Regions from separate parts of the Homo sapiens genome. Here region 1 is linked to region 2. A link is an interaction called in ENCODE POLR2A ChIA-PET data of the cell type or tissue named here. Cell type or tissue: PC-3. All regions are shown on one strand.

Region 1 (2,500 bases), 110 kb before region 2:
GGCAGTTACTCCTGTGACTGGCTTTCTGTAGTTTTCTGTCACCATATCTCCATTTTTTTTCCTCTTTGTTTGCTCTTCCTTACTTAGTCTTAATTGGTGGTGCTTATTTTTCCATCTATTTCTAAAGAATAAATGTTCTCTGGGTTAGTTATTTCCTTATTCTTATTTTTTAAAATAAACTTTGCTTTTTAGAGTAGTTTTAGGTTCACATCAAAATTGTAAAACACAGAGTTTCCATATATTCACTGGTCCCACAGACATACAACCTCTCCCACTATCAACATCCTGCACCAGAGTGGTACATTTGTTATAGTTAGTGAACCTACATTGACACATCATTGTAACCAAAAGTTCATAGTTTACATTAGAATTCACTTGGTGTAGAACATTGAGTGGCTTTTGATAAATGTTTAATGTTATGTAGTCATTATAGTATCATGCAGGACAGTTTCACCGCCCAAAATATCCTCTGTGGTCTGCCTGTTCATCCCTCCTGACCAGCTTTTTGCTGTTTCCATAGTTTCGCTTTTTCCAGAATGTCATATAGTTGGAATTATAGAATATGTGGCCTTTTCATATTGGCTTCTATAACTTAGTAATATGCATTTAAAATTCCCATATATCTTTTGATGGCTTTATAGCTCCTTTTTTTAAAGTGCTTAAAATATAGGGCTTTTTTCTCTCTTGCTCAAAAAAAAATCAGGATATAGTTGCTTAATGTTCTGTCAGTGACTTATGGGCTAAGAGGTTTGCTGGTGCTAAACTCTTAGCACCAGCTAAATCACATTTAATTGTGTGGATATACCACAGTTTATTTATTCAGTCATCTACTGAAAATCATCTTTGTTGCTTCCAAGTTTTGGCAGTTATGAATAAAGTTTCTATAAACACCCATGTGCATTTTGTTTGTATGGACCCAGGTGTTTTCAGCTCATTTGAGTATGTACTAAGGAGTGCAATTTCTGGATCATACGTAAAAATATGTTTAGTTTTATAGGAAACTGCCAATTGTCTTCCAAGATAGTTGTACCATTTTGCTTTCCCACCAGTAATGAATGAGAGCTTCTGTTGCTCCATATTCTCACCAGCAGTTGATGTTTCTTTTTTGTAGTCTTCTCAATTTAATCTTTTCCTATGGCATCACCTATCATTTTTGTCCTAATGACTCTATGTCTGCTCTTCCACTTGAATATCTTAATGTCTGCTTAACCACAGCAAATTTGAAACCAAATGCCTAATTTGACTCTGTAAGCCTTCTACCCGGGAAGGAGTCAGGACCTGAGTCAAACACTATTGACTTTATAACTCAACATTTATTTCCAGTCATACTCTCCTTTGCATGACTCTGCTATAGACACTGGAAAAGTTAAATACTTTCTCAGCTTTTCTTTTTACCAGTGAGTCATAAAAGCGAATCTGCAGCAGTAGGGGAGGAGGAAAGAGGGGCATCTTTGTAAAAGTTTTTGTTTTCCTTAGATAAGGGCAGATGAAGTAAACATCACTCCTTCCTCCCTTCTTATTACATGCTGTCTGAAACTGCAGTAGTCATTTTATAGTCATGAGACAAAGGCCAAGGGTAGCTGGCTGTAACACCATTGAACCTCTTAGCCAATGAGCCACTGACAGAACGTTAAGCAACTATATCATCAGCAACTTTTTGGGGGGCAAGATAAAATAGCCCTATATTTTAAATCATTCTTTATGGTTTTCTATTATTTACTGCCAAATTGGTCTATTAACATCTATCAATTAATGGTACTACCATCCTTCTAGGCATGTAGGCTAAGACAGTTGATATAATCTTCATATCCTCTCAAGCTTTCCCCTGCCAAAAAACAATTCAGCATTCAGTCTTGACAGGAGTGCGGTGGTTATTTCTTTCCTATTTTTATGCCTTTTTTTTTTTTTTTTTTAAGAGACAGGCTCTTTCTTTTTGCCCAGGCTGGAGTGCAGTGGTATGATCATAGCTCACTATAACCTCCAATTCCTGGGCACCAGTGATCCTTCTGAGTCCAGTATTACTGAAGCAGAATGTTTGACAAAAGTAGCTGAAATCTTAAACTCTGACTTTACTATTTTTAAAACTTTTTAAAATTAAAATTATCTTTAAAAATTTACAAGTTTATTAAAATCATAATGAGATATCATGTCACACCAATTGAATGGCTAAAATGAAAAAATACTGATATACTAAATGTTGACAGGATGTGGAGAAATTGAATCTTTCATACATTGCTGTTAGGAGTGTAAAATGGTACAGCTACTTTGGAACATTGGCAGTTTATTATAAAGTTAAATTTATACTTACCATATAACCCAGCTATTGCACTCCTGGATCTTTATCTCAGAAAAATGCAAATGTATTTTAACACAAATCATGTACATAAATGATCATAGCAGCTTAATTCATAATTGCCCAAAACTAGAAAGAAGCCAAATTTAGTAGGTCAACAGATGAATGTCCACACAATAGAATATTACTCAACAATAAAAGGAAACA
Region 2 (2,500 bases):
CAATGCAACAGAATAGAGAGCCCAGAAATGAACGCTCATATATATCATCAATTGATTTTTGACAAATGTGCCAAGAATACACAATGGGAAAAGGATAGTCTTTTCAATAAATAATGCTTAGAAAACTTGATATTTACATGCAGAAAAATGCAGTTGGACCCTTACCTCTCACCACACACAAAAGTCAACTCAAAATGGTTAAGGACTTAAATGAAAGGCCAGAAACTATAAAACTACTAGAAGAAAACATAGGAGGGGAAACTATATTATGTTGGTTTATTGGATCTGACCCCAAAAAGCATAGGCAACAAAAGAAAAAAATAGACAGATGAGATTACATGAAACTAAAAAGCTTCTGTACATCAAAGAAAACAATTAACAGTATGATGAGACAGCCTATGGATTGGGAGAAAATACTTGGAAACCATACATCTGATAAAGGGTTAATATCCAAAATATGTAAGGCACTCAACTCAATAGCAAGAAAACAAAACACCCAGTTTAAAAATGGGCAAGGGATTTGAATAGACACTTCTCAAAAGAAGGCATACAGATAGCCAGTAGATATATGAAAAAATGTTTAATTGCTAATTATAGGGAAATGCAAATTAAAACCACAATAAGATATCTTACACCAGTCAGCATGGCTGTTGTATTAGTCCATTTTCACACTGCTGTCAAGAACTGCCCAAGACTGGGTATTTTATAAAGAAAAGAGGTTTAATTGACTCACAGTTCCACATGGCTGAGGGGGGCCTCAGGAAATTTGCAATCATGGCAAAAGGTAAAGGGGAAGCAAGGACCTTCTTCACATGGTGGCAGGAGAGAGAAGTGCAAGCAGGGGAAATTCCAGACACTTATAAAACCATGAGATCTCCTGAGAATTCACTCACTATCATGAGAACAGCACTGGGGAAACCACCCCCATGAACTAGTCACCTCTCACCAGGTTCCTCCCTCGACACCTGAATTGCAATTCAAGATGAGATTTGGGTGGGGACACAAAGCCTAACCATATCAGCTGTTTTCAAAAAGACAAAAGTTAACAAGTGTCAGTGAGGATATGGAGAAAAGGGAACCCTTGTATACTCTCAGTGGGAACATAAATTAATTCAGCTGTCCCTCAGTATCTGTTAGGGGATTGGTATCAGCACCCCATGTGGATAGCAAAACCCATGGATAGTCAAATCCCTTGTGTAAAATGTTGTAGTGTTTGCACATAACCTATGCACATCCTCCTATATACCTTAAATCATCTCTAGCTTATACCTAACACAATGTAAATGCTATGCAAATAGTTGTTATACTATATGTTTAGGGAATAATCACTACAAAAAAAATCTGCACATGTTCAGTATAGACACAACCTTTTTTTTTTTTTTTTAAGACCAAGTCTCGTTCTGTTGCCCAGGCTTCAGTGCAGTGGCATGATCCTGACTCACTCCAACCTCCGCCTCCTGGGTTCAAGCGATTCTCCTGTCTCAGCCTCCCGAGTAGCTGGGATTATGGGCTTATGCCACCACGCCTGGCTAATTTTTTGTATTTTTTAGTAGAGATGAGGTCTTGCCACGTTGACCAGACTGGTCTCAAACTCCTGGGCTCAAGCGATCGAACTGCCCTGGCCTCCCAAAGTGCTGGAATTATAAGTGTGAGCCACCATGCACAGCCAACAACAATCCTTCTTTCCTTAAAGAAAAAAATATTTTTCATCCATGGTTGGTTGAATCCACAATTGCAGAATCCATGTATTCTAGGGCCAACTGTATGTCCATATATTCAGAGGGCCAACTGTATAGCCATTATGGATGACTGAAAGCAGGTTCCTCCAAAAACTAAAAATAGAATTATATGATCCAGCAATTTCACTTCTGGATATTTACCCAAAAGATTTGAAATGTTTTTTTTTAAGGGCAGAGTCTTGCTCTGTGGCCCAAGCTGGAGTGCAGTGGCATGACTGTAGCTCACTGCAGCCTCAAACTCAGGGGCTCAAGCAATCCTCCTGCCTCAGCCTCCCGAGTACCTGGACTACGAGTGTATGCCTCCACACCTGACTGATTTTTTAAAAATTTTGTAGAGGCAGGGTTTCACTATGTTGCGCAAGCTGGCCTTGATCTCCTGGCCTCAAGCAGTCCTCCCACCTCAGTTTTCCAAAGTGCTGACTTCACAGGTGTGAGCCGCCACAACTGTCCTGAAATTATTTTTTCAAAGAAATGTCTGCATTTCCATGTTCATTGCAACACTGTTCACAATAGCCAAGTTATGGAATCAACCTAAGTATCAGTACCATCAACAGATGAACAGATAAAGAAAATGTAGTATATATATCCAATGCAATACTAGTCAACCTTGGAAAAGAAGCTATGAGTTCTGTCATTTGTCTTTGGCGTTAGTTTTTTGAAGTTTAATTGTGATGTGTCTTTGAATTCATTTATGTGGGTTTTCCCCATTTGGAGTTTTCTCAACTTCTTGTAGGTTTCTGTGTCTTGCCACATTTCAAAGT

The links. Peaks named below come from ENCODE experiments on the same cell type or tissue, not always from the same donor. Only the 100,000 strongest peaks of a DNase experiment are listed, where the experiment ranks them.
Region 1: POLR2A ChIA-PET joins it to region 2 with 6 read pairs; 2 of 35 experiments call an interaction of 5 or more read pairs at or near these places.

Annotation. Positions count from the first base shown.
Region 1 is chr14:37,375,852-37,378,351 of GRCh38, forward strand. The region is part of intron 10 of MIPOL1 (mirror-image polydactyly 1); the gene reads left to right. Among named protein-coding and RNA genes, the nearest start is that of MIPOL1, 180 kb to the left of the region's middle. In PC-3, no CTCF peak of the experiment used is centred here; a DNase peak (open chromatin) is centred at 1,280; H3K27ac peaks cover 1,084 bases.
Region 2 is chr14:37,481,747-37,484,246 of GRCh38, forward strand. All of the region lies in intron 11 of MIPOL1 (mirror-image polydactyly 1), which reads left to right. Among named protein-coding and RNA genes, the nearest start is that of FOXA1, 110 kb to the right of the region's middle. In PC-3, no CTCF peak of the experiment used is centred here; no DNase peak of the experiment used is centred here.